Regions from separate parts of the Mus musculus genome. Here region 1 is linked to region 2. A link is a loop called in an ENCODE intact Hi-C map of the cell type or tissue named here. Cell type or tissue: heart. All regions are shown on one strand. Each heading gives the region's core, and the rest is flanking DNA. Links, peaks and the distances in the headings are about the cores only.

Evidence for each region. A loop is a pair of places that touch in the nucleus more often than their neighbours do. Peaks named below come from ENCODE experiments on the same cell type or tissue, not always from the same donor. Only the 100,000 strongest peaks of a DNase experiment are listed, where the experiment ranks them.
Region 1: it touches region 2 in a loop (3-fold over the local background); 5 of 42 quality-filtered maps call a loop at or near these places.

Annotation. Positions count from the first base shown.
Region 1 is chr3:102,470,401-102,485,631 of GRCm38, reverse strand. The region is part of intron 1 of Ngf (nerve growth factor); the gene reads right to left. Among named protein-coding and RNA genes, the nearest start is that of Ngf, 8.1 kb to the right of the region's middle. In heart, for the core only: no CTCF peak of the experiment used is centred there; DNase peaks (open chromatin) are centred at 7,131 and 7,461.
Region 2 is chr3:102,240,856-102,256,086 of GRCm38, reverse strand. No RefSeq gene overlaps it. Among named protein-coding and RNA genes, the nearest start is that of A230001M10Rik, 14 kb to the left of the region's middle. In heart, for the core only: a CTCF peak has its summit at 6,545 (motif pointing left); no DNase peak of the experiment used is centred there; H3K27me3 peaks cover 436 bases.

The DNA.
Region 1 (15,231 bases), core at 2,876-10,875, 230 kb before region 2:
GGCCTGGGTATAATAACAACAGCAAGAACAACAGAGATGCTGTTTGCTGAGGCTAATGTGCGGTGTCAATTATTCTGTAAGCATCGTTGTCCTTGATTATCACAGTGATATGATCCCCATCTTACAGATGGCATAACTGTGTCTTAGCCCACAAAGGAACATTACGTCCCGGGTCGAGATGTGGACACAAACCTTCTACAATCCTTGTTTGGGGATTTCTTCCTATCCCACTCACTTCCTGTACCTTAAAACAATACCTCCAGCTCCAAAATATTTTAAGGACTGATGTCTGCATTCCACTTTCCAAGACTTAGCCGATGTAATGAGGATGGCAGCTCTTTCTCGAACAGCTTTATGGACTGAGTACCGAACGGGGTGTTATATGACCTCTCCCTTTAATCGTTTTATAAGGGAACTATTGTGATTAATCTGCTTCCACCACTCAGGAAATGAGATTCAAGGAGTTTATGTAATTCATTTAATGTTACACAGGAAGAAAGGAGACTAATATTGGCCTGCTGGATGCCCTGTGCCTTTCCTAGTGGTGAGGATGTGATGACTGCTCACAAATTTGCCCCTGGGCTGGGCACTGCTCTGAGCCATTATCAGCCACATTAGTTCCTAGTATGAATGAAGGTTCAGAGGTTGTGTGTTGATAGAAAAGTTTAAGAGCATCAAACCTGAGTGCACCGAGAAGGAGAAGGCTCAACATGACAAGCTGGCTGATGGGTTCTTATGAATGAGAAGCCGGAGATGGATAGCTGTCCTGTGGAGGGTGAGGCTTGAAACTTCTGAGCCTGGGTAATGAACAACCTCATTGCCCCAGCTGTACAAGGCACAGTACCCAGGCAACTATGAGGCTATGTCTGCGGGAAAAATCCATGCTTCTATGGACTGAGTCAGGACTAAATTAGACATGAGTCTTCCAACACATCTGAATTTCATCACCATTATATCACTCTTTAGACCTTGTAAATTTTCATAATAATATTTTGGGAAGGTTGGAATAAGCTGTCTCCATCTGAGGTGTGTTACTTTAAATCTACATTAACAGACCAATAAAACAAGGTGTTGGCCAGCTAATCCCATACAGTCATCTCCTCAGAAGTATCCAGGCAGCAAAACCAGCCAGTCATGAGTACATGTCCTAAGGTGGCCCTGCAAGCACAGACCCTGGCCACACAATTTCCTGAATAAGGTTTTGGCATGGCTGGTGCTATGTGCCTGTGGCTAGCATCCTTCCTCAAGAGGGGTGGCTTACTATCTGCCCATCCCAGAATCGGTATCCCCTAGAGTTTGGGGCCTTGGATATGTGAGCTTTGGGAGCTTCATCTTTATCAAGTGTCATCATTGCGAGATAGTGTGGGGAGCTGGCAGGAGGCTGGGGCTCTCTACCGGTCAGTGTCAAGGACCACCCTCCAACATGGTGTTACTGTAAGGACGGTTGCACTGAAGCACAGGTTTTGGACAGTGAGTCCAAGCATTTGGAACTGGTTTTCATATACTTATTCCCAGTGCTACCAAGTCTGAGGAGGCTGGTGTGACCTTACAGGGACGTTCTCTGTCTGGACACCATCTTCTCATTTGCCTCCCTAGTGTCCCTGGACCAAGGACCATTCCTTTTGTTTGACTCTTATTCTTGCAGACAATTACCGGAAGCACCTCCATCCCTTCTATAATCCTGGAACAGTGGACCAGACACTCGTTTAGTAAAGACACCAGCTCTTCTCTACTAAAGGGCCCTCCCTTCTGTCTGCTCTAACCACCTAGAATGTCCCTGTTGGTTCTGATTTGCCCCCCATTCATACTTTCTAGAGTCTTTTCTCCAATGGTGACTTGAATCCTCAGCCTTCAACTTAGCCCTTCATTCTTTTAAAGATTCAAATCCACAGCTATCTCTAACTTCTAAGACAGCCACCCACAGACATATAGGTCTCTGAGGGGGCATGTGTGTCAAATCCTGTTCCATTTTAGGACACTGCATCTAGAGGGGAAGGTGATGACCCAGGAACTCGCACTGCAGATCATGGCCACCTCAAACTACTGAAGATCACTAACTGCTTCCTGTTCTGACCTTCTACAGTAAGCCACAACGGAACCACTTGTATCAGCTATTTGTTAAATCACCCAGGTGGCAAATACTTTTTGAGATCCTACTATGTGAAGAACACATAGTTCTCTGATGAATACAACAAATTTCCTCATTTCCTACTCTTTTGGAAGAGGAAAAAAAGAAGGAAATAAATGTACAGAGCACTATGGGGTAAACAAAGCAGACCGGATTTGGTGAAAGTGGAGACCGATTCCGGATTAGAATGGTTAGCAGGTGACATCCTGGCAGACATAAATGACAAGCGAAGCTAACCATACATAGATGAGTGGTTAGTGACCCCATTGACAAAAACAGCACCTGCCAAGATCCTGAGATGGCTGCACACAGTGTATTAAGGCATAGCACGATACCTGGGATAGCCTGTAAAGATGAGAATGAAAGGAGAGACTGGGGACAGCCATCTGGCTCAGCTAAGACACCATTTCTCCCCACTAGCATATGGAGTGAGACCCTTCTTTATTTGGGCGACTGTCTTGTGCACTGATAGTGTGGGTTCCTTAGCAGCACCTCTGGTCTTTTCCCACTGGACGCCAGTAGTAACCCTATTTTGTGAAAATCCAGACTGTTTCTAAGTATTGTCAAATGTCCCCATGGAAGGAAATGAGCTCTGGTGAAGAAGCCCTGCAATAAGGCCATGGCAAAGACGTGACTTTGAGACAAGGTCACATAGTCCTAGATGGCTTCCTTGAATTCCTGATCCTCCTGCCTCTACCTCCCAAGCTCAGGGATTACTGCTGTGTACTAGGAATGTGGGTTTTATTCTATGTGTGTGGAGAGCAATTAGAGGCTGAGACACACCACAGCATGATTTCCACCTGCAAGGGTGTGTTGGCTGCTTCACGATAAACTACTGTATTCAGGAGAACAAAATCAATCGAGAGGGGACTGCCAGGGGCGAGCAGCAACTGTGACTCAGACTAAACTGGCAGCAACACTGGCAAGAAGTGGCTACACAGTGCGGGTGATGCCAGCAAGACATACTGGCTACTAGGATAGGAACAGTGAGGAGGGAAGTAAAATTGAGGACAATTTCTACATTATTCTGTGGGAATAAAGTCTAGGAGAGTTGCTTGGGGGGAGGGGTCAACATTTCTAAATTTTTGACATCCATTAGCTATCCAAGTGATCCTGCTTGTAGAACAGAAGAGCCTGGGACCCAGGGGAGCGGTCCAGAATGGAAACAGACATCCAGGATCTTAGCTCGTGTTTAATGATGGGCAGGATGACAACATCCTGAAAGAGAATGATCTGGAAAATAAAGAAGATCCTGAACCAAGCTCTAGGGACTCTAATTTAGAGGTCAGGAGGAGACAGAGAAGTCAGAAAAGGAGACATGGGAGGAGTCAGCGAAGTTTAAGGACAATAGGAGTGCTTCCTGCCTTCAGGTCACCCTGCCACCATGGTCACATCTGCGTTGAGGTGTCCTCAGCCAGGCCACTGGGTACACAGGGAATTGCTCTCACATTCATCTTCGTTCGGCATCCATTCACACCACTGGGATGTACAATCCCCACGGTGCAGACTGGCAGATGACGGAATCCTTATGTGAAGAAGTATATGTGGGGACACGGACAAGTGAGAGCGACAGAAATGTATATCTATCACAGTCCGGTCACCTCAAGCCTCACCACTGAGATTAGAACCTGGAGACTCTGCCTCCTTCTTCTGGCCTTTCCCTCAGAGCCCCTGAACTCTGCCTCCCAGGTGTCTGCTTAGTGCGCAGCCCGGGATCCATCCAGGCATGGCCAGAACACTTCACTGGCTCCCAGGCTTCTGGGGGTGACTCCACAAATGCTCCGGCTCTTGAGACAAATGGTTACTCATCTGGCATCAGTGAATGCCAATTCCTCTCACTCTACCATGTGTCTGTAGGTCAGTTACTTTGTACATCTGAGCTGTAGATCCAGAAGACAGCAGTGAAGGCCTGGATGGGGGAAGGGTGGGACTGCCGTATATACTGACTCTCTTTGTGGTGCAGTGAGAGCCATTGCCAATCACTGATCCCCGATGGAGTCCAGAGACTGCTGGTAAATATTGTTATCTTTATTCCGTGGATTAGGAAACAGGCATAGATAAGTTCTGTGGTTTGCCTAACTTAGATGGTATGTGATAAGAATAGGAGGTTTTTCTGAATGCACGATACTCTCCCATCTCTTAAATGTGTTACTAAACTCAGATGATATCTGAGTTTTCCTTTCTTATGCAAAACATTTCCCGACTCACAAAAGAAAATGCTACAGGCAGGTTTGTTGAAGATTCTCCATCTCAAACATCTCAGGTCAAAACTCTGCCACCATATATCATTCTACAATACAAAATCATCAACAGAATAGAAATGACCGGAAAGTGAGCATTCTGCACACCGTCGTCACTTAAAATTACCTTTCTCCCTTTAATAAAGATATTTTACAAAGAACCTTTGGAGACATATTTGCTGCTTTATAGACTCCAAGCTTCCTGACACATCTTACTTCTTTTTTTGGAAAAACTCAAAATCAAGGACACTTTAAAAAATAACCCACCCTTAATATATTTTCTTTCATTTCTAAGATCCAGGGATGCTGACACATGGACATGCAATCCAGAGCTGGAGCCTTGGCTTCTGAACTCTTCAAAGGGGAACTGCAAAGCCTTGCCAAGTGTTCACACGTTCCCTGCGGAGGGCTCAGAAACAACACCCTTGAATACAGATCAAAAAGAAAGGTAATTTGTCTCCTTTTCCGTGGTTTGTCACGTTCAGGACAAGTGATCCCATTTGTCATTGTGAGTTTTGGAGAAGGCAGAAACATACTTCCCCCCACCCCCATGGGCACAGAAAAGGTTAGTCAGTGTTTGCTGTTCCCTAAGACCCAGGTGCAGCGCCTGATGTTTGGTCCACTCCACTCCAGCTCCCACCTGCTGGGGGTGGATCTCGGTCTGACGGGATAAGGGACTCTTCTGCTATGAATATCACTTTAAATGTGTCCTTGGTAGGCTAATGCCATTAGTTTTGTGGAGACTGATGTGTGAGTGTTGAGTACCCCTAAGATGGGCTCCATTTCCTTTCTCCCTGACACCCTATCATCCTGCAACCTCAACCAGTTTGGAAGAAGTCAGTGTCTGGTCTGGGCAGGAATTCAACCTCTGAGATGTCACAAATAATCCTCTTTGAGTCTCCGTGTTGAGAGCTGTGCCTAGGGGAGGAACATTTTACAAGAAGGGCTGGGATGAGCCCCAGGGGAGCAAGGCTTCTACATACAAACTGATCAGCCCTCAGGGCCACATCTGCCAGGCTCTCAAGGAAATTGAGACAGTGCCCTTCCTGGCTCAAGGGTCCAATCACAGTGGGGGTCACTTTCTCCTGTGCCCTACACTGAGAACCTGAGCAGTCAAGGTCAAGGACTGCTCCGGCTGAGGGCAAAGTTGGCCTTAGTCCTACCTAAAGGTGTCACCTGTGGTGTCCACACTGACCCTCCAGCTGCTTCTATTGGGAGACAGACTTAAACCCTCCAAGTCGCCATGAGAAAATCTTTAGCCCTCTGCTCGGGGCAGGAAATAATTCTGCCAACATTGCAATGGTGTTTCAGGCCTGCTGTCTTTTAATATCTGTGTCTTTTAATATCTCTATCTATCTATCTATCTATCTATTTATCTATCTATCTGTCTGTCTGTCTGTCTGTCTATCTATCTATCTATCTATCTATCTATCTATCTATCCATAGAGAGAGAGGGAGAGAGAGGGAGAGAGACAGAGACAGACAGAGACAGAGACAGACAGAGACAGAGAGAGGTGTGAAGGATGGTTTTGTAAGAATAGCAGCTCCATCCAAAGTCATTGCACCCACACCAGGACCAAAGCATCTATCCCAGTGACAGGACTGGGAGAGGCCACAGCATCTCTCTGACCTCCAGTAACAGAGACAAGTGCTTGTGTCTCTTACATGATCACTGTCATGGTCACATTTAGGGAAACAGAGGCCATTTAAGATGAGTCTGCACATGTGAAGCAAGGCCAAAGACTATGAGTGACCATTAGTGTTTCTCTGCCAGAAATGCAAACCTCAGGGTATAAAAACATCACAGCTTTGATGGAGATAAGTTATCACAAAGCAGACAAAGAGAAGAATGGAGGGCTGTGTGTCAGGAGAAGAGATAGAGGAAAGGATGATGAGACAGGGAGGATGGGTGGGAAGAGGAGGAGGCAGGGAGGATGGGTGGGAAGAGGAGGAGGCAGGGAGGATGGGTGGGAAGAGGAGATGGATACTGAGCTACAGAAGCCCCGACTTATGAGGAGCAGGCTCAGCACCAAGGACTTCATTTACTGCTGACATCTAATCTATGTAACATCTCTGTGATGGGCCAACTAGTCTACCTAGTAGAAGACATCAACACTTAGGGAACAAGGTTATCTAACACCATACAATGAGCGGAGACTGGACCCCAAAGCTGTCTGGTTTCAGAGTTCTACTCTTTTCTGTAACCCTTTAACACTCTGTCCTCTATACCAACAGCTTTCAAATAACATATTTAAAAAAAAAAACTATACCTCGTAGTTTAAATAGAAAACATTTCCCATTATTAGCCAGTCTGAACACTTCACGCGTACAGGTGCACAGGAACATACAACTGATGACAAGATTTCATGGTTACTCCCATTGTGAAGTGGTCTTTAAATCTGTTACTCAAATCTATCTGTCCTTCCTCCCTGCCTGCCTTCCTCTTTCTCTTCTCCCTTCTTCCTCCCACCCCACTTCCATGTCTCTCCCTCTCTTCACATTAATGAGAATGGTAGTACTAAATTTATCTCCCAGTCTGCTAAACGGGTCCCGCCCTGTATTTTGGAAGACATTCTTCTTCCTCTGGGCAGGTGACCTGAACCGTTTCTCAACCTTCTGCTGCTCTGAGAGGGTGGGGGCAGTGTCTTGCGCTGAGGCACACTGCTAATTGTGTACTCTGAGCATCCCTCTGCCAAAGGGACATCATTAATAAAATATCTCAGAAATTAGAAATATCTGACAAAGAGCCACTGCTTGGAGAGGACTCAGCCCAGGAAATCATCCAGAGGACACAACTGCTGCTCGCGGGCCCCAGCGGGTGATATTTTAGGCAGTCGGTGCGTGTTTTTCTGCAAAAGAGACTATTTCCTCTCATTCAGAAACTAAAGAACTCATCTGCTCTATCAGGCCACGTGTGGTCACCATCTAACAATAAATGCTAAGGACAAATGGATGCCAGGGCTTGTGGGGTTCTGCCCCTTACTGCAACAATAAAATTGTCCCTCTTAATTCTTAGGATCTGAAATTGGGCTGCTATTAGGGGGTGTGCTTCCCACCCTGGCTTAGGACTTGGGGATGAGTCTGTCTGGTCCTGGGGCAGTGGCTTGGGTTGGCTGAATCAGCTTTGGGTAAGGGAAAGCCCAGTCCAGGTCAGGTGTGGCCGAGGGGAGAGCCAATCCTGATGAGCTGAGGGCTGGTGACTTCACTTCAGAAATGTGCTCAGTAATTGAGAAAACATGTTCCTGTGATGTCCTCACGCAAAAATCCAGATTTGTGATTTTTTTTTTTATTCCTAAGAATTCCTTGAATATTTGCTGTGCGTGTCTGTACAGACTCCCGAGCAACTTCTAACTTACTACACTATTTTTCCCCCCTGTGGTGGCCTAGCTTAAAGGGTAGGATTCTGATGGGGGACCTTGGGCAAGCACCCACAGGCCCTGGAGAGGAGCAGGAAAGGGGAAGAGAGCCTGTATCTCTCATTCTTTGAGAGGAGGTAGATGAGGCAAGGCAGCCTGGGTCCCCACAAAACATCAGCTGTATTCTGAGTGGGGCCACTCAGAGCCAAGCCAGCCCTGACTTCACCCTGCCTTCAGCTTCTAATCCACGCAAATAGCAGGAAAGCGCTGACTTCCTAGGTTTCTTCAGAAGGTGCTTCCCAGCCATTTCTCCTCCCTGGCTCAACTGCTCCATGTGGCTAGTACTTTGATGCCTTGACTGGAGGTAAGTAATGGAGTCACAGAAGTTGGAACAACACACAGACCATTCTGGTGGATTTTATGCTTGAACTTCCATAAAACCTTACAGCGCCCCACCCACCTGCCCCCCAACTTCCCTGGGATCTCCTGGCCTTTCACTTCTCTCCCCTTCTGAGCTTATGACGACACAATTTGTAATTCTTTAGGTGATGGTGAGAGTTTAGATCAAAAGATAACGAGCCTTCTCACAAATTTTGTTGGAGTCATTAAGATTTATTTTACCCCCTAAGACTGATGTAGTAGACTGAATAGGAATGGCCCCATAGATTTATGTGTTAGACTACTTCATCTTTTAAGCAAGTTTGAGACTGTTATAGACTATGGGGACTTTTGAAATTGGACTGAATGCATTTTTACATTGTGTTATGGCTACAGGCCTATGTGTGTCAAAGAGTGGAATGTGGTGGTTTGAACAGGAATGACTTCCATAGACTTGTGTGTTTGAATGCATGGCTAATAGGGATTGGCACTATTAGGAAGTGTGGCCTTCTTGGAGAAAGTGTGTCACTGTGGACATGGGCTTAGAGGTCTCCTCAAACTACACTCAGTGTGGTACACAGTCTCCTTCTGCTGCCTGTGGATCAAGACATAGAACTTTTGGCTCCTTCTCTAGCACCATGTTTGCCTGCATGCTGCCATGTTTCCTGCCATGATGATAATGGACCAAACCTCTGGCAAGATAGCCCCAAATAAATGTTTCCCTTTTTAAGAGTTGCCATGGTCATGGTATCTCTTCACAGCAACATAACTCTAACTTTTACAAATGGAGAGTCTCTGACTTCTAACCCTCCCATTACACTTCATTTTGAGTCACAGTCTCACTATGTTGCTCAGGTTGGCCTTGAATGAGAGTGTGTCCCCATAGGCTCAGCTGTTTGTTTACTTGGTCTCCAGTTGGTGGCACTGTTGGGATCACTATAGGAGGTATAGCCTTGTTGGAAGAAATATGTCACTGGGGATAGGTTTAAGAGTCACGTGATAATCCTAGTTCACTCTGCTTTCTGCTCTCTCTTGGAGATATAAACCCTTAGCTGTTCCTGATGTCATGGCTGCCAATGATTCCAAATTGTGAGGGACATTTATTGCTCTGAAACCATAAGCCAAGCCAACCCTTCCTTCTAGACGTCACCTTGATCATGGTGTTTATCACAGCAACAAAAGTAACTAATACAGCTGATCTCAGGGGGACATTTTGAAGAAGAGGAAATAAGACATCCAAACTCAAAGTTTTGATTACTCTTAAACAGTTGTAAATGTTGGCTCCACTGGGTCTACAATCCAGCAAAATAGTAGATGCCCTGTCCCCTTATAGTGGGCCATTCTTCTTTTAACTTTCTGTGTTCCCTAGTCCTTTGTGGCCTGACCCCTGTGTATGACCTTGTGAGCAAGTGTTCTCTTGATTTTCGATATAGCTCCTTGTTACAGAATTATGATTGTGTTTGTCCTGGGTCCCACACAGTGCCCTGCTTCCAGGAACATGCCAGCAAAGAGTCCAGTTGAGAGAATGAAATCAAATGGTTAACTGTGGGAGTGGCAGCTGCCCTCCTTGGCCTAAATCTGGGCGCACACATTGAGCTGCAACATCCTTCTTCCCCTTGAAAATGTGACAAGATACTCAGGATTTCAAGCATGCAGAGGAGTTGTTATTCAGTAAAGGGAACCAAAATGCTCCGAAGCCTGCCAGCAAGCATGGCGATTCTTGAGGAAGGCCTTATTTCGAGAGAACTATCTAACATTTTCTGACAGCAAAATCTGAGAGCTGAGGCTCCAAAAGAAAACACCATACAAATACCAAGATATGATGAGAAAGACAGATGAGTAAATTCCTAGGGAAGACATGAGGGCCACCAAAAGATTTCTTGCCCCCAATGAAGCAGAAGTGTTATATATACAGAGACACAAGAAGTACAAAAGTGTTGCCCTTCTATTAAAAATGAAAGCATTGCAAAGGGAGGTCAGCTCCCCAAAGCCCAGACTCCCTTCCATCCCCACATGGAGAAAGAGCTTTAGGGGAAGGAAGCTCCTGTTGGCTTTGTGCCTATGTTATGCCAGGCTCTTTGGCATTCTAATCATCCTATCCCATCAGGGCACAGCAGCCATACCACAGTGATGTGCACTTTGTACACAGGGGTGAAAACTGGTTCTTTGGATCTCTGCTCTCCACAGAGTGCTGCCTGCTTCTTCTCCAATTTATTATTGGAGCATCTTTCAGTCAATGAGAAACCCATATGACTTCTCTCTTTTGTGTGTGTGTGTGTGTGTGTGTGTGTGTGTGTGTGTGTGTGTGTGTGTGTAGTCATGATCAGAATGCAGAGGGAACCTGTCTCTCCTGGCAACTCCCACTTGCCACAGAGGACTTAACACGCGGTTATTCATAATGATGAGGCAGTACCTCTGTCTGCTGACCTCTCAACCAGGTCTACTCAGATCCAAAAATGGGGTATCATTTCACCAGACTGAATAGGGAAGAGCTGCAAGTCACCATCATGAGTAATGATGGTTGTAAGCCACAGAGCTGGCTGCAAACCACGGGACTGATGCGACACTTTCCCCTTCTCTAACGTTGGCAGTGGCTGAGGTCTTGCCTCCACCAGGAGGGACTGTTGTCTCTAAGCTTCCTTAGGAACAGCATGTAGAACGCCAGCCTCTACTACAGAAGGAACAGCCAAAGGAAACAGGAAAAACCATCAGTGGCCACGCATTAATATTCTCTCCCATCTCAGTGACTTAAGGGTGAGCAGTGACTATGTGCTCCTATAACATCGTCCAAGAGAGCAAATACCTTGTGGTTACTTGGAAACTATTCCAGTATCAGTGGGTTGTAACTGCCCAGGATGGGATAGCGTCTGTGTGCCAAACTTGGGCTGCACATTCGGGTCAACTTCATAGCCAGACTCAGCCACTCATCAGAATTCCACCTGCAAAAGCCACCCAGGCTGTGCCAGAGCTGCTCAGGCTGCTAGATTACTGATGAGTTTTCACGGAAGCTCTGACTGTCTAATTCTGACTCACACCCCTACCAATAAAAAGACTTGCTGCACGTGCAAAAGGGTTGCCAAAGTCTTGGGCAATTCAGAAAGCATTGTAGCCAGCCCTACCTGACAGATTTTTGTCAACCGATCAGTCTCATTTGTAATCCCTTTAAATCTCCCTTACCCCTCCCCCCACCGTGTGTGTGTGTGTGTGTGTGTGTGTACATGTGTAATGTTGGGCGTTTTTCTCTTCCCTTTTTACCTTATCTTTTTTTTTTTTTTTGGAAACAGGGTGTCTCACTAAATTTGGAAGTCACTTTTTGGGCTAGACTAAACCAGCCAGAAAGTTCTAAGGAGCCTCCTGTGTTTGCCTCCCTGGTGCTAGACTTGCAGGCTCATGTCCGCACCCCTGGCTTTTTAGATGGGTGCTGGAGATTTTAACTTTGGTCTTCATGCTTGCCTGGCATGCACTTCATCACCTGAACCACCCATGTCCTTCCTGCTTCTCCTCCTTTTTCCTTGGGTCTCATTAAGGATCGACTCTGAAATCTAAGTACCCTACATTCAGTTTCTCTATCTACTATTCTACTCATTCTATTTCTATCTACTAAGTTGGGGATAAGTCAAAAATGTGTGTTTCAATACATTCTACAAAAATACTATTTTTTATCCTTTTTGTTTGGTTGGCTTTGGTCCCATGATGGAGCCTTGGGTCAGAGGTGAGGATAACTCGAGCTGTTCTGTTTGAGAATGGTCACTGGTGCCTCGGGCAGCAGCCCTTCCATGAGGCATTGCTAGTTTATTCTTTCAAATGAATTGTTGAAATTTACCTTCACAGCTTGGCTGGTTGTATTAATTTGATATCAACACGTGCTCATGCTGAATCACGTGCTTGCTGTTAGGGCCAGGGGTGAAAGGACGAGGCTTCCCGCTTTAGGGAGGGCACCTCCTATTGCCAAAGGATAATCCCTTTAACAAGGAAGGGGAGGATTTTCCTTAGCCTGGGAACTCCCCAGCAGTCAGTCCGTCTGCCTGTGCTTTCAACAGCATATGGCTGAGGAGGAAGCTGCCATGCCCTGATCCCCTCTCTCCCTCCTCCACTCTTTCTGCTTTGCCTCTCCTGCTGGTCATTTGCAGTGAAATTCCAGTCACTGAAGACAGAGGGGTGACACCTGGCAGGACCACAATATTGTGGTCCCCCTTGTATGGAAGCACTGAGTCTGATAAGCTGATACTCAGAGGACACAAGCTAGAGCTTCTAAAGTCCCAGCTCTACGGCTGTGTCATAGATGCCACCAGAGAAAGGAGAATGGCCTTCATTGATGACTGCCGAGGGGATTCTTCACTGGAAGCGCCATTTACGCACGCTCAGTTGCCACCGTGACCTCTGACATTTAGTAGGTGAGGCAGGGACACTGGACTTCCTATGTGGGTAGCGCGGTCACACTTAATCAAGAATTGCCCTGGTGTGTCAACGGCTCCATTGACAAATACTACCATGCAATGCACTCCTTGGATTCCATGAGGTGAGTGACTGGTTCTCAGCCACAGACTGCTGCCTTTTCCTTTCTTAGAACAGAGAAACCACCATCGGAAGATTGCTCAAAATACAGGAGAAAGTAACCAAGAGGCCATCTCCACTTTGCTATTTGATTCTCCCTCCATCACACTCCAAGGCCTGTAGGTCTACAGAATTCCTCAAACATGGTATAGAATCCACAGAAGAAACATAACTCCAAGAAAACATAACCCCAAGCAGCACTTTCTGTGGAGGGGGTCTCACTTTTCCAGTCCTGTCTAAACTTTGTGACTGAAGGTCTCTTCCCTTTAGCTCAGATAGGAGCATCTCCATGATATGCATAGCTGCTGGAAAGCCAGTGATCCCAGAGCCTCAGTTTCCCTATTTCGTATACTGGCCTCAGGGTCACTTTAGTCTCACTATTTAGAATCAGGACTCATAGCCATAGCCTCACTGACAAGATGCAAACATCCCAGGAAAGGGTTAGGAAGGGTCTTTCTTTCCTCTTTATTTATCTGGCTGACGTCACTATGACATGACACTAATTCCCTCAGAGTTAATCTTAGAACTAGCTAACCGTGAGAGCAACAGTACACAAGGTCAGGCGTGCCAGTCAAATGGAGAAAAGGGACACTCTCTGTAAACACAGGTCCTTTGCCCCTCAGACAACCAGAGATTTTGTATACATCCTCAGCAAAACCTACTTCATCACACTGGAAGGCCTGCTAAGATACTGAGGTGCTTGGCAGTTCTTATTTGGAGAAGGCAAATGGCCAGGTCCCTGGCTCAGCCTGTTACTGCTGTGTGGGGTCTAGGCACCGCTTCGTTGCATGCCTGGGCTCTGTTTTTTTGCAGTTCTGAGGCCCTGTGCTCCACAAGTGAGCAGCTGTCATGCTTAGCACTTGGTTAGAAGTATGTGATTTTCTCATCAGCTCAATCTCAGTAGCGATGAGAAACTTCCCTGGGGCTCCAGCCCTGCCCTGCCCTGCCCTGGTCTCCATGCTGATGTTGGCAGCTGGGGCCCCCTTTCTGGTCCCAGCACAGAATTCTCCCTGGAGGAGAATGGAGTGTGGTGCCTCATCCTTTCCTCCCACTGCCCTCAGGAGGCGGGGGCTGTAAGGTGGGTGAGAGGAGAATGTGAGAGCCCGTTCTTTGCTAAAGATTAAAAGGAAAGAACTGAGAGCCACCAGCATGAGGATGACTGTCCTGAACAAACTCAGCTCTGCAAACTTTTTGATATGCAGGTGGCTATCCAGGCATGACAGTGAGTTTGGCTGACTATTAAACCTTCTGAGTCACTGTGATAGTCTGTCAAATCATGTGTCCCACACCACAGAGACCCTGACCTCTGACACCTGGGACCCTTAACATTTTCTTGGGATGAGGGAAAGTGCAGAGATGTGTCATTAACCCCATCCTCTTTCAAGGACCCAGCACAAGGGACAGTCAAGTCTTCTGCATGTCATTACCAGCCATGCTGGCCTCATCCCCCAGACCACATTCTCCTCCAGCTGCGTGTCCCCTGTGAACCTCTGGGAATACCATCTATGATGAGTTAGTAATTCAGGTTGCCAGGCTGACACATGGCTTACTCAGCAGACGAAAACCGAATGTGGCCCGTGACTCTGGAGAGAGGGGAAGTTTCATTTGGTAGAGAACTGTTACACTGGCCAAGCAGGGTGGTAAGGGCGACTGCACTGCCCTCTGAACTGCTGGGAGAGGGGCAGGCAGCCCTTTTCATCAGTTATAACTGAGTTTCAGGAGTTCGAGACCCTGAGGAGACGTTATGGATGGGACCTCTGTGGCTAGTTCTGAGTTTGCAAAGTTCAGCTGGCCATGCCTATGGGGAGAGTAGACTGGTACTGCCAGAGAGGACTCTGGGAGGATGGGGGCAATACATCAAATGGCTTTTCTCCAGGGTTTCCATTGGCCTCCCATGATAGATGGGGGCAGAGGCACCCAGGAGAGCAGTATTTTTGGTCTGCAGCTGGGAACGTGCACTGAGTTTTCCTTAATACCCACAGCACCCAAAAGACTTCGTAGTAATACACTTTAACGCACGAAAGACCCATAAATTATCCTTCAAACTGCACAATTTCCAGTCTGGAACAACTTGGAAAAACCAGCCTAACAAGCAGGCTCTTCTTGACTCTCTGAAGTAAACCTGATGAGAAAGGTCAAGCCAAAAATCACCTTCCTTATGAATCTCAGAAAGTTTTAGGAAAGCAAGAGCATTGTAATCAAACGGTGCTAAAGACGCCTTATGTTTACATTGGATTCAAGTTTCAACACCCTGACCCCAGAATCCTCTCTCCCTCCCCTGCAGCTTCTCTGCCTGAACCCAAGAGCGACCGCTGCCCTTCCCAATCCCGGGTGCCAGCCTCTGCCACACCTGGCAGCAGACAGCTGAATGTACTGGGTGACCCAAGCAGTAAGGCTATGCCTTGGGATGCCCAGCAGGCCCCACCGAGGACCCTGGTGCTCGGCACTTGGAACCCAAGCTTCCAGAATCAACCCTTGGTACCCACAATATTACACTCTGAACCCTGCTACAAACACCGAGTCTAGATCACCCTGGCTGACAGTCCTCTTACCTAGGAGCAGAGAGGCGCTCTTG
Region 2 (15,231 bases), core at 3,183-11,182:
GTATAGGAGATGCCAACCAAGTCTGGCAGAAAGAGTTCCTCAGGCTTGGCTTTCTTCTAATACACAGACCTAGTCCCTCTTCCTAAAATCCCTACCCATACTTTCTCATCAGAAGGTTCCCACACTAAACCCAAACTTCTTCTAGACCCAGTTTACGCACCCTTTCTTCGGGGAAGCCTTCCCTATCTCCTTCCATAGTCCTCCAAGAATGTGCATCCTTCTGTACCCTCATGCATCCTTCTGTATCCTCCTGCATCCTTCTGTATCCTCCTGCATCCTTCTGTATCCTCCTGCATCCTTCTGTATCCTCCTGCATCCTTCTGTACCCTCCTGCATCCTTCTGTACCCTCATGCATCCTTCTGTATCCTCCTGCATCCTTCTGTATCCTCCTGCATCCTTCTGTATCCTCCTGCATCCTTCTGTATCCTCCTGCATCCTTCTGTATCCTCCTGCATCCTTCTGTATCCTCCTGCATCCTTCTGTATCCTCCTGCATCCTTCTGTATCCTCCTGCATCCTTCTGTACCCTCATGCAACCAGGCAAAGGTCAGCACTTGACACTGCAGAAGAGCTGAAAAGATAAAGACTAATGAGCACATGAAAAGCAACAAATGGATAGAGATTGCCTTGCATTCAAATCTAGAATTTAAGGTGATCAAATCTGAACCCAGTGGCTCTGTTATCCCAGCATGCTGGAGGCTGAGGCAGGAGGAGCGTCATGAGTTTGGGTTCAGCCTAAGCTACATAGGAAGTTCCAGGTCAGCCCGAGTCACAGACCTTGTCTCAACTCTCTCTCTCTCTCTCTCTCTCTCTCTCTCTCTCTCTCTCTCTCTCTCTCTGTGTGTGTGTGTGTGTGTGTGTGTGTGTGTGTGTGTGTGCGTGCATGTGTTTGTGTTTGTATGTTAGTGGATGCTCTCTTTCTGTGTGTGTGTGTGTGTGTGTGTGTGTGTGTGTGTGTGTGTGTGTGTGTTAGTGTTCTCTCACACACAGGGGGAGAGAGAGAGGGAGGGAAGGAGGGAGGAAGGGAGGGAAGGAGAGAGAGATTGAGAGAGAGAGATCAAATTTAAAAATCCTGAGTCAAGCGGGACACATCGGGTTCAGCACTGGCACTCTAGGGTCTGCTGCCTCCTATGGCGACAACAGGAGAGAGCTTGGCTTGGGTAAGTGTTTGGTTTGGAATTGTGAACACCATTGCTAGCCCCTGATAGCAATGCACGTGACAGCCTAGTTTCTCCACCTGCTACCCCCACACGCCTGTCTTCAAATAATTCACTTAGCAACCTCACAACCGTCTCTACTTCCACCAGCATCAGGCTCCATGGACTCCCAACTCTGAACAATAGTGGAAGTCTCCTCACCCTAGTAAATCAAAGTTAGAAAGTCCTAAGCATGAAGAATAGGAGGATCAGTCTGGCCTGAACCGGTTTGGAGTGCATGCACAGTAAGTCAAAATTGTGTCCTCTAGTAATTGAAGACACTCTTAGGGAGAGTCCCTATTCTTATATCTGTGCATAACTGAGTGGGCATATGATTAAAATCAAATGCATTGTGGGAAGGGCTAGGCCCAGGAGGACAACTTAATATATTACCTAACTTATCAATAAGAGATAACCACTCTTAATACACCCCTTAGTAACCAACTATTCCTTCTTTTGAACCCCACAAAGGGAGTCTCAAACAATATTGGGACCCCTGCCTGTTCTCACCCATTTGACCCACCATATATGATGGCTTCACTCCTAATAAAGTTCTTTGCTTCAATACCCCCATCTGAACCCTATTTTCAAGTCTCTGGATGAGAGGCCAAATCTATAAACACCCAGTCCAGATCTAGACCGTCTGTAACAACTCCACTCCAGAAGCAGGAACACAAATCCTTATTACTTTTTATGCTAACGCATATTACTCAAAAGCAACATGAAAATAGCACAAAAGAAGTCACCAATAACAAGAGCTCGTGAGGCCGATCTGATGTGGGCCCCCATCCCTTATATCTGGTGAGCATGCAAATTACTTAATTTTTCTTCCTCTGGGGTGAGAAAAAAATCCAATATCCAAATTCTAGCAGGGCTGTTAGGATTTAATGCATGTGAAACCTGGAGTCCAGTTACTGGCACAAAGTAAATGTGGCTATTGTATTATTTTCCCTACTTCCTCCCGCAGGATTTTCCCTCTGGTACATTTAGCAGATCAAGAAGAGGGCTGACCTAATTGCTCGCCCTTAACACATTTTAATCCTCAGTGTCTGCTTCTACTTGCCAATGTGTTTCGCCTCTGGAGGCCAGAGCCTAGGATTTGTAATTTTTCCTGAGCTGGGTGTGGATTGCTGGGACTCAGAGAATCTGGCTGCCACAGGTGACTGTACCCAGCTGTAGAAGTCTCTGCCGTGTCCCCTGCAATGTGTGTTTTGGCTACTGGAGCTGGAAAGGTTGAGCTGAGGACTGCCCTACCCTGGCCCCCACAACCCCTGCTGGGTGGACAGTAGCCTTGGCCCCTTGTGTGAGAGAGGAGATAGCCCACCCACCTAGAGGAAGCAGAGGGGATGTGGATGGCAGCCATAGATCTCCCTAGTCCAGAATTACTGTGAGGACTTCTGAGTTAGGGCTATCCCTTAGAGAGGAAGCATGGGGCGGGGGTGGCCGGAAATCTCCTGTGCCAGCAGTGATTTTATCTTAGGTAGGCTGTGACCTGATGGCCCTGGCTTTTCACAACTGGAAAAAACCCAATTGATTCCTGTTTCTTGATGGCTCAGCCTCATTTTGGAGAAGGATAAATGCCTATTGGGATCTTTAAGATACATTGCAGATGTTCCCCTTAATGCTTTTAACAAGTGCGGGAGTGTGACTGAATGCTTGCCCTGGGGTTGGAGAGTACCCATGATCCAGGCTCTCCTGGCAGGGGAGGCTCAGTCTACATCCCTTGCTTTCTTCTGAGGTTCCCACAGACATTCCATGCAAGTAGGGATTCCTGGGGGGAGGGGGTGATTGGTATGGTGTGGTGTGGTGTATGTGTATGGTGTGTGTAGCAACTGTGGACAAGAGCGGGAGTGCAGCGGCTGTGGAAGCCTATGTGGCTGCTGTCCATGTAAGATAGAATATCTGGTCACCTGGTCTGGGAGTGAGGAGACTGGAGAACAGAGCACACTCTCACCAACCCTGCCAGCCTTGGATCCACATCAGTCCTCGCTAATGTGCACAGGTAAATGGGGTGTTTGTTTGTTTTGGGTTTGTTTGGGGTTCTTTCGTTTTGTTTTTTTTTGCTTTGACCCTAAAACCGCAGCCAAGTGCCCCCACTGCAAGGCAGTCTCCTGTGCCTCAGGAGGACTGCTGTGCCCCAGCTCCCCTAAATGAGACCCTTGATGGGCCCTGGGAAAAGGATGGGCTGCAGTGAACAGAGCAATAAAGAGACAACGCCATCCATGGCTTTGAGGCTCCCTGTCTCTGGAAGAGCAGAAGTGAGGCCCCTAGAGTAGCAAGCTTTAAGGGCAAGGACAGAGGTCCGGTCTCCTTGCCTCCTGGACTGTCTTCTTGCAGGTTGCAGGGCAAGGCAGAGGAAGAGGAAAGACTCTGAGAGGGGGAAAGAGCACAGGAACTGACTGCTTCTTCTTCACTATAAGACATTGCTGTCCCCGGGTCAAAAATAACCAAATATTAGCAATTTCAACCCGATATGTGCTGCCACACTCTTTGAGTCTGTACAAACACCAAAGATACAAGTTGTGACTCCCATTAAAGGCCCCTAACCTAAGTGTCTGTGGTGGGCTCTGATCCCTGTGGCTTTTAAATCCTGGTACTGGTCCCACATCATGACGGTAATATATGAAGTACTGAACTTTATAAAGTGTGTTGCTCTCGGTTCCCGCTGCCTGGGCTGGTCATCCTCTGTTCTTCCAGTGTGATAGACTAAGAAGTGCCTAGGGCATTGTGAAGCACTCCCATGGGTGTGTCTGTGAGGGATTTTCCAAAGAGGATTAACCTCCCCTGAAAGTGAGTGACAACATCACTGACTAAAAGCCAGCTGAGAACATCTATTGCTCCCTGCTTCCCAACTAAGGACCCTGCCCAGCCTTTCTCAACATGGTGGACTGGATCCCCTCAAACTATAAACCAAAATAAATCCTGCCTCTTTAAAGTTGCTTCTTTCAAGGTATTTGGCCACATGCAGGTCACTGTTAGTGCATCCAACATTCTTGTCTTTGGTATTAGGGGGGTTGTAGGGAGGTTGTTGGTTGGTTGATTGGTTGTTTTGTTGTTGTTGTTGTTGTTGTTTTATTTTACTTTATTTTATTTCTGCCCAGCTCTCTGCCTGAAGCTCATCGGGGGTCTCTGGTTTTCCAGAGGCTCTAGGCGAGACAGCAGAAAGCAGTCATGGTCAGAAGCAGAGGAAAGAAGAAGCCATGGAAGGTCTTCCTGCCTGCTTCCGGCCAGGCCCTGTGCTCTCTTACAGCTGTGGCCTTCCCAACACGCACACCTGCTAGGCACTTCACCTCACTTCACCTTTGTCCTGGAGAGTCAGCTCTAATGTGACTGTGGCTGGAGAACGTCCTCTAAATGTCTATGAACTAGAGGCTTGGTCCGGGTGTGGTAATAGTGAGAGACGGGGGAATCTTTATGAGGTACCCCCGGGAATTAACGCTAGAATGAAGGAGTAGATTCAGTCTCATCAGGATGTTATAAAGCAAGTTCAGAGCATCCCCTCCCCACACTGTGTGATCAACCCTTTCAAACACTTCTGCTATAAGGCACTGATGGAACCAGAAGCCAGAGATGCTGGCACTAACATCTTGAATCTCCAAAACTGTGAGATAGAGAAGCCTCTTTTTAAAACAAAGTACCCACCCCCTGGTATTTTGTTATGACAACAGAAAGCGTCCCAAGACTGACAGTAATTGTCTCTTCTCTGTTACTAACATCACCAGGAATCATTACCCATTGGTTTCCCTGATCTTGTCCACTCTCCTATCCTCCGATGCAACTCCACAGTCAACATGCTTAGGTGACCCTTGTCTCCCATGGGTTCATGCTCCCTGCGCTCCCCAGCTTGTGACACCCTGTCTTCTTCACTCCCTGTCCTTTCCATCAACCTGAGGAGTTCCAGACATCTTTTCTTCCAGGAATAATGTCAGCAGTACAGACATTAAGCCATAGAAGTGAGAGTTATTAATGCTGGGCTAAAAGGTAAGACTTGGATAGCAGTGCATTAAGACCTAAGGGCTGAGACTAGAGAAAGGACTCAGCAGGTAAGGATGCTGTTGCTCTTGTGTGGGACCTGAGCTCTGTTCTCAGCACCCACATGGCAGTTCCCAACTGGCTATAACTCCAGTTCCAGAGGATCTGACTCCCTCTTCTGGCTTCTTGGGGAACTGAACATACATATGTGCAAGAAAAGCACCCATGTACATAGAGTTTAAAAATTATCTATTTTGTAAAAATCCAATAGCAGAAAATACACACCAAAGGGCATGGGGATGACAGAGACAAAGATGGGTGAAAGTGAACACTGCAGAAATGACCTGAGTGTAAAACTCTGAGCCTGAGCCTGAGCCTGAGGGTGAAGGCGGAGAGTGCAGAGATGTGTGGTTCCTGCTTCTACAAGAAGCAAGGAAGAATGCATGGGCCTAGATACAGGGAACAATAGAAGCCCAGATGCTGGGGCCAGGATGATGGAGCCTAGATGCTAGAGCCCAGATGATGGAGTCTGGATGATGGCACTCGGATGCTGGGGCCCAGTGCAACACCAGCAATTATCCTAGGAAAGGAAGAAGGATGCTATATTGGTTGCTTTTTTGTTGCTGTGATAAAACATCATTACCAAGAGCAGCTTATAGAAGAAAGAGTTTATTTGGGCTTAGGGAGCCAGAGGGAGAGTCCATAATGGTGGGCCAGGCGTGTCAGCAGGTGGCTGCAGCAGGCAGCAGAGACATCCCATCTTAGCTGCAAACATGAAGCAGAGAGGGTGAATGGGAAGTAGGGCGAGGCTAAAAACTCTCAAAACAGCCTCCAGCAGGGCCTCCCTCCCCCATCCAGACCTCCCCAAACTGCACCACCAAGTGAGGCTATTGGGGGGAGGGACATAGCTCATTCAAACCACATAGAGGGGTTGCTTCTGGGGAAGAGGATACAGGGATACCTGGCTCTGCGGGGATGGAGCGTCAACATACTTGTACCTGGCTCTGATGGGGAGAAGTGAACACTGACCAGGAGGGACAGTGGTTTGGAAGGGTGCAGTCTCTCTGTGCTCTGCACAAGTCTGCCTCTGACTGAGTCTTCAGTGTTTCATAGGACTCCTCACCCGAACTGCGGGCTGGACTAAAGTGTGGTCCCAGGTGGTCACTCAGAAGAGAATAGTCCTCACCTGTCTGTGCCAATAACCTTAGCCTCTTCCGGGGAGGCCTTTCACTAGCAGACTGTTAGCAGAATGACTGTGCCTTGGGCTTAGCTGCGACTTTCTCTTCCCTAATAAGAGAAGCAAGCAGAAAAAAAGCTGAGTGGACAGCTAATTCTAGACTGGGTTTGTGGTGCCATCTGGTGTAGAAGACGTGCCACTGCTTGGCCTGATGGCTGTCACAGAACCGTCTGTGTGTGAAGATTGCTTGAAATGCTTGCTAGAAATGAGCTGAGCTTCGGATGGGGCATTTAACTGCCTGGTATGGAATCTAAGTGTGTGGTTCTTCAAACATACAAGTGCTAAAGATCAAGCCTAGGGCCTTGTGCGCACTAATCAAGTGCTGTTCCACTAAGCTACACAAAGCTCCAATGTGTTTTTCTAGAAAACATTTCAGGTCTCAGGAGCATATGGTGAGGACCACAAATGAAGGACTGACTCTCCTAAGTGAGCCGTTCTGAGACACAGCACAAAATTCACCTGATTTTGAGACACATGGTGACTCTTTCTACACCTTTATCTTTAGGGGGGAAAATCTCCTGAATTTGATCTGGAAATACATGTACAAGTTAACATAGCCACTTCTGAATTTTAATCTTAGTATCTCAGCCCTAATGTCTACATAAGCCTTGTACTACCTAGGGTTCTCCAAAATGAACCAAGACAATGTCATAGGCATAGGAATAGATTTGCTAGGAGGAGGCAATGGCTCAGGGTTCTCTCTCTCTCTCTCTCTCTCTCTCTCTCTCCCTCCCTCCCTCCCTCCCTCCCTCTCTCTCTTTCTTCTTCCCACCCCTCCCCCAGCCATGAACACAGATACAGACATGGACACCCAGACACAAAAGTAAAAAGGGGAAGGGGGTGGGGAGGGAGGTGGTCCAGTGGTCTATGTACAAACCCTACCACCTGAGGTTTGGAGGTAAAGAACCTGCACACAGTGGCACACATATGTGACCCCAGCACTCCTATGGCGAGGTGGGAGAATGGGGACAGGATAATGTCCCCAACGCTTGGAACTAGGCTGAGGGATTCGTTACAAGCAAGTTGAAGGGCAAGGAGCGACCTGTGGTTGTCCTCTGACTTCTACAATCATGCCATGGCACAATGTGTCCCCCAGTATTAAAATAACAAAGAAGTGGGCTGGATAGAATGAAGAGGGAGATTGGGGGAGCTAGAAGAGAATACTAAAGGCTAGTGGGGATTTGGGTGAGTGATAGAAGAAATATAAGACAGGTATGGTCATGTCACTGTACCCACTCTTATTTATGATTAATACATACTAATAAAAACATTAGAAAGGAGCCTGGCAGTGGTGGTGCATGCCTTCATTCCCAGCACCCAGGAGTCAAAGGAAAGTGGACCTCTGAGTCTGAGGCCAGCCTGGTCTACAGAGCAAATTCCTGGACAGACAAAGCTATACAGTGAAATCTTGTCTTGAAAAAAACCAAAATATTAGCAACTTTCACCATGAGTGTTAGTCCTCCCACAGAGCACCAGGCACTTGGAGCACTCATCTTAGTGCTCCCTCATCTTTGGTAGTCACTCCACTACTGTTATTTGCCTATGTTTCTAGCACTGAGATTGGGAGAGGGGTGGGCAGGGAGAGAGAGCGAGTGAGAGAACAAGAGAGAGAGAGAGAGAGAGAGAGAGAGAGAGAGCCCTGAGCTTGTTTGCAGAGTAAACTACATTGTGAGAAAATGTCTGAACAACTTTTACACTAGCAAGGTGAGGAAATACAGCAAGACAGTGCTTAACACAAGAAAGAAGATACGAGAAAACACCGTAGCAGTAATGGCAGTGTCTGTGAAAGCCTTTAAAGCTCTCATCATATGGCCAAGACTGTCGGACTAGTCTGGCTTGTTTGTTTGTTTGTTTGTTTGTTTGAATTCATGTAGGTGTCATTTCAAAGGCAGGTAAGCACTAAGGGAATACTGAACGAAAAACCTGGAAAAGAGTATTCCAGGCAAGCTTGGGGACCCAAGTTCGATTCTTAGAACCAACATAAATGTGGAAGGATAGAAGCAATTCCACAAAGTCAAGTTGCCCTGTGCCTTCCACACATGCACTGTGGCATGTACACAGCCCCCTGACCATCTCACACACACACACACACACACACACACACACACACAAATAATAACACTAAATTAAATTTTAAAACACTCCAGACAAATGTTCACCAGCAGGAAGTATGTAATGATATATTAAAATCATCAAAATAGACTTTAAGGCCCATGGAGTTATCTGAGCTAAAAAGGCTCCACATGAAAATAAAAGATTTTCTTTTTTCTGAAAAAACCAGCATTTCTAGGTTTTCATATTTCTAGCAAATCCTGTCTATGTAAAGCGAATTGACCAGCAGAGAAATATTCACCAGTCTTCACCATGGGCTTCATTTTATCACCCCAGAAGTAACCAAATAGTCTAAAGGGAAAACGGTAAGATTTGGAAGTCATAGCTATCTAACAAGCACATGGGGAATTCCGTGTCTAACAACGAGAGAAGACATGTTTTCCTCAAGCACAGGTAAAGTTAGTTTTTAAACATGATAGCCTTAAAATATATAGGTAGAAATTTAGCAACGCGCTTTTTATTGATTCTCTGTGAGTTTCACATCATGGACCCCAGTCCCACTCATCTGCCAGTAACCTCATATCTGTCCTTGGTCCTTTGTAAACCCCCCTACCCACAAAAAATAAAATAAAATAAAATAAAAAACACACAAACAAAAATTAAACAAAACAAAGCATAGAAAACATCTTATGGGCTGGAAAGATGGCTCAGCGGTTAAAAGCGCTGACTGCTCTTCCAGGGGTCTTGAATTCAAATCCCAGCAACCACATGGTGGCTCACAACCATCTGTAATGAGATCTGATGCCCTCTTCTGGTGTGTCTGAAGACAGTGACAATGTACTTATATATAATAAATAAATAAATCTTGAATGAAAGAAAGAAAGAAAGAAAGAAAGGAAGGAAGGAAGGAAGGAAGGAAGGAAGAAAGAAAGAAAGAAAGAAAGAAAGAAAGAAAGAAAGAAAGAAAGAAAGAAAGAAAGAAAGAAAACATCTCGTAGTGGAAGCTGTAGTGTGTCCCAGTGTGTCCACACATCTTCACTTGCAAATGTTCTTTGCAATGAGTCATTGGTCTGATTCGAGGTCTCTGGCTTCTGTGATGCCATCAATATTGGATCCTCACTGGGACTCCTCCCTGTTATCCTGCTGTTGCCCTGTGTCGAGGAGATCCTGCAGCTTTGGATCAGCAGGACTGACCCTTTCACACACTCCAACAGTTCACAGAGGATGTAGAATTGGGGGTGGGATAACTCAAAGCCCTGGATCTGTGGCTGGGAGGTAGCTGAGCTGGTCATCCCACTAGCTCTCCTGCACCCATGCCACCAGGACAAGCTCTCCAATGCTGCCCCAGCTAGGCCACCCAACGCCACCATGGGCGGGAGGAAGGGTCGGCTCCCCTGCTCTTATTCTCATGTCCTTGAGGGCCAGCTCCCCTCTGCCCATGCCTCAAGAGCCAGCTCCACTATGCTGCCCAGTTGATGCATGAAACCCAGTGGCTCAAGTGTTGGAGCCAGCAAGGGGCTGCCTCAGGGCTGGCTCACCCATGCCTTCCCTATCAGGGCCCCTTCACTGTGTTGCCCAGGTGAAGTGCGGAACTCATGCCCCAGAGTGCTACAGCCAGTGAAGGGCAGGGCTAGCTCTCCGGCTCTGATGACGACCTCGGGGGCCAGCTCTCCTGACTACTGCAGGTGGCAAGGGGCGAAGTGGTGAGGGCCTCACCCCCATGCCCACTCTACCTCCCCTTGGGCTGACTCACCCACTCCCCCTCCACCAATGCCAGCTCTACTGTGCTGTCCAGGAGAGGTGCAGGGCTGCTCTCTTGAGTGCTGCTGTCAGTGAGAGGTGAGGCTGGCTCTCCGGAATGCTGCAGCCAGTGAGAGGTGGGGTCAGTTCTGCACAGCCCTTGTACAACTATGTGGTCCCAGGTGCCTGTCCAGACCAGAAATGTCCTTATGCTCTCTAGTGGTAATATGAGCCACAGATTATTGACACCCACCCCTGCTGCTGCACGGCCACAGACCCAGACATGGCCCTCAGTAGCAGCTCGGGCTGAGACTTCAACATGGTCTCAGGTAGCGGGACTGGCTATCACACAGGCGATTCCTCTCTACCCTTGCGTCTCCATCTCTCTTCACAATGCTCAAATTGTTCTGCTTCCCTTTCTCTTCCATCTGCCCACCACATGCTTGGACACTGTAATGGTTCCCACTGCGGGCAGTAACTGGTGAGCCTCTGGGTGACCTCCTCTTCCGGTGCCACATGGCATGGCAGCAATCACACCTCTATGTGTCTACAGCCTGCCCATGTGGCAGGGTGACAAGCAGGCCTTTCTGTGTCTACTGTCACCCATCTTGTGGGGACAAACAGGTCCCAGGCATCTTTCTCCACCTGCGCAGCAAGTCGGGGCAGTGGGCTGGTTTCTAGATGTCTTCCTCTCTCTTGCTTCAAGCAACATACTTATTAATGATTCACAAATCAAAATATCTACATTCTAAAGTGGACATCCTGTGAGTGTCTGAGAAACAAGCCTACGTGCCTCCCCAGTCTTGGGCATCTTCTTTAGCTCCTGGCCTGTGATCGTCACACAGGTACCTCAGTGCTCTGGACTGTGGTGAACATGTGGGGTCTGGATGCTGCTGCTTGCTTTTATGCTGAAGGGCCAGAAGTCCATCATGGAGACATCTGTGAACGAGCCTCCTGTGGTCTGCATGTTGGCTAGTAGGAAATGAACTATGAGAGGCAGCTGAGAAATAATTCCCCCTCCTTTCTCTCTCTTGCAGATAACTCTGAGGCCCTCCTTGCCCACTGAAGGAACGCAGATGTCAGGAGAATCAGTTGCCCTTGGGACTCCATGTGAAGAAAGTAGTGTGTACCATAATTCAGTTTTATATGTGGACTCAAGTCTTAATTCCTTCTCTGACTCAGGTTTTTACAGTAGTCACATCATTATTGCTTCAGACTCCTCTGCCGCCACCACCACCACCTTTTTTTTCCTGAGAGAAGGCAAAGAGAGAGAGAGAAGGTCTCCATCTGTTTCTCCATCAGGCCTGGAACTCGTGCAGTCCTCCTGCCTCAGCCTCCTGAGTGATGGAATTATAAAGCTATAGCCAGTCAGGATCTACTTTCTGAAGTAGCCATGTTCAGACATTTTACAAATGATAAACAGATTACTCCTGAAACCCTGAGGAATACAACTGAAACTTATGAAAGGCATTGTGCTCTGTACTGAAGAACTCTGAAAAATAAGCGAACAAGCCAGATGCCGATAAACTAATCAGGGAAGAACAATAGAACAAGCCAAAAACCATAGAGGAAACATAAGAAGCTCAAAGATAGTTGGGCACGATGGCACATGCTTTTGGTTCCAGCACTCAGAAGACAGAGCCTGGTGAATCTCTGTGAGTTTGAAGCCAGCCTGGTCTACAAAGGGAGTTCCAGGACAGCCGGAGCTAAACACAGAGAGACCCTGCCTCAAAAAACAAACACAAGAAAACAACAAAAAACAAACAAACAAGAAAACAAACAAAAAGACATAATTTAAATGAAAGACAAATATACAAACCAAAAAAACCAATGGTTTGTTGAAAACGTGAATGCTTTAGAAAAACCTGTGATGAAATGAAGAAAAAAGACACACACTCCAAAGGGGTAGTAAAGAGAGAAAGAAAAGATTATAGTAACGATTTTAAAGCTAGAAATCAAATATCTGAGGTAAATTTTATTTGGCCATGTTGAAAACCTTGGTAAAAATGGTGGATCTTAGCTATGACTTTAATACTGACTCAAGCAAGAGGAAGCTGGAGTAAGGTGGAGTCAAGACTTCTGACTCCTACGGGATGATGGTAGCCATCCAAAGCTACATCTCCATGGACGTGCTCCCAAAGCTACACAGGACAACAGAACACACAGAACTGCTCTTCTGTCACACCAACACGGGAACCAATCTGCATACAGATGAGGAGTAAATCTGTTCAAGGAACAGTCACCTGATGAACCTTTTCTTCAGCAGAGGAGCCAGGTATGAAGCAAGAGTTTTGTGCAAGAGTTTGTGCTACGGTGAGACCCATTCAGTTACAGAGAATAAATAACGTCCACCCGTCAGCTGTGGAGGTGAACACTTGGAATCCCAGAATTCGGGAGGTGGAGGAAGGAGGATTAGGCATTCAAGGGTTTGGGGCTAGCCTGGGCTACCTAAGATCCTGTGTCAAAATAAATAGATATAATAAATTCTCTCTATTAGAATGTGCACGCACTATCAGAATAAGAGCTTTCTACCCAGAGAGGGAGATACTGGTACTAATCTCACAATTAAGTCAGTATCTGAAGAAAATAGAGAGCCTTCAAAAGTATGTGAGCCTAAGGGACCACAGGAAGAAAGGAGAAAGGGGTTGCTTGGAAAGGGGTGGAGTTCCTTAGAGGCTTGCTACCTTGGGATTATCTGTCCTTGGAAACACTGAAAACAGTCACCCTTCATTAAAGAAATTGAATTTCATCGTACCAACAGCAGAGGGTACTATTGACTTAAGAAACTCCATACACGGCCATTTCAGCTGGCATCAGCTCTTGCCTGCAGACTTCATGAGAGATGAGGGAACAGGGCAGAAACCACTAGTGAATGGTACATCTGATTACTGCTGCAGGCAACAAGAGTTCCGACTCTCTGCGAACCCTCAGTGGAACCAGGGAACACGCACAGCTGTCTGCTTACAAGTAGAAGCAGAAAAGATACATTCACACTGATGTCATCCCCACTGATTCCCATGCAACCAGGAAGTCTGCTTCTGGGAGATCTCACTTTTGAGAAAGACCTTGCCTCGAAGCCTGAAGGAGTACTCTTGCCATCCAGCTACCAGCTGCAGTGGCTTGGCTACCTTCTTTCTCTGAGTCAGTTGTACTCCTCTGAGGCAGCAGCTGTCTGTGAGGGAATGTGGCAGGGTCCTGGGGTTTTGCTATTCTGGCCCAGTGTGTGCCAACTTTGTCTCAGTGTTCTCTGCCAACTAAAACTTGAAGGATCCACCTCATCATTTGGGGATCTCCCTGTCCATCCCCAGTTCCGTTGCACAGGTGTCTGATCTGCACTGCCTTAAGGCTTTTCCTACCCAGTTCTGTTTTTCACAGGAGCTATACCCAACCTAACACCTTTCACTCCCAATTCCATCTGTTACCTAGAGCACTGACTGGGCTGATACAATCAAGAGCTTCTGCTCCCTAGACTTCCAGGTTTGCCTAGGATTCAGAATAGCCAAGGGGACTCATATAGGCACACCACATGGCAGAATTGTAGAAATCCTATGAAAGAGATACTCCAGATAGAGATGCAGAACTAGGCATTGCAATGCAGCAGTAGGTACCAGTTGCTGTCAGTTCATTATCTCATGTTTAGTTGATTGCCCCAGCAGAGAAGCTGAGGTCCTGGGAAGATGTTAAAGCTGGACATTAGAAATGACTGATACAACCAACTTCCCTTTGCACCATCCACATTCATGCCTAACCCTGAGTCCCATAGTTTAGGAGCCTCGTGTGTAGCCATATTTAACAGACAAGATGTCACAAATAAATTAGGTGGATGGCTGCCTCTGGTGCTTACTGACTTATTCTTCATGGCTTGCTCAGCCTGCTTTCTTAGGCACCCCAAGACCAGTTGCCCTTAGATAGTACTACCAAATGGGCTGAGTCCCCCCACACACACATCAATCATTAATTAAGAAAATGGTCCACAGGCTTGCCTAAAAGCCAGACTTGCAGGGGCATTTTCCATTTTCTCAGTTGTAATTCCCTCTTCTCAGATAACTCTACTTTGAGTCAAGTTCAAAACAAAACAAAAGACAAAGGTTCTCAATTTCTCTCCACCTTTCCTGTAGCAGTATTAAAATTCAAAAGGAAGAAAACTTAAGCACACAGGCCAGGAAATACTTGTGCATGTGTTGATTCATCTGTGAGATGAGCTGTCAGAACTAACTCTTCTTGGTAGTTAAGCTCCCCTCTGACATCGGGGCTTCAGCCTTTCCTGCTCCAACGTGAGATTCCTGGGGAAATGGTCACTCTTTGGGATCTAATGTTTAGGGTCAGTGATTCAGCTTCAATCCCTCACCTTCTTTGTTCACTCCTCTGTCTTGAGGGATCTGAGATGCTGTGACATGGATGTTGGAATGGTGTGGAGCATCTCTGAGACCCTGCTGTGCCAGAAACAAAGAGTGTAAGTAGAATTATAGTAGAAGCTGAACCTAAAAGTGCAACTGGGCAGAACCCTTTCTCTGTAACGCGTCTGCCATAGAGACGTCTCTAAGGAAGAACACAAGTGGAGCCATTTTGATAATGGCAATTCCTCCTTTTGCTTACTCTGACAATATTGATTTTGCAGTTTGGTTTGATTCCCAGTTGGTCTGATCCCAAACCTACGGTAGGCTCTTGGGGAGATAGTATTAAAGGCTTTTCTTGGCCAAATTGAAGCAACTGTGGGGCTAGGAAGGAGGAGTTCTCAGCCTGAATTTACTTGGAGATTGTTAGGTCACCAAAATGGCAGTGCTGCTGACACTGTCCTAAGGTGAGGGCTCAGCCCCAGCCCCAGCTGGTTTATCACCAGGGAAACAAGCACAAACCTAAATTCAACATTCCTCAGAAACCTCATGTTGGAGTTTTGTATTTCTTAGGAAATGCATGACTTCCCTTCTCCCCATCCTATAGTCACTTACCTTGAGGAAAATATACCTAGGTCCCCGTTAGTTAAACAGCCTGCATGGGCTCAAGCACCTGCCCCTCCCCCACTCCCAGTCTCTG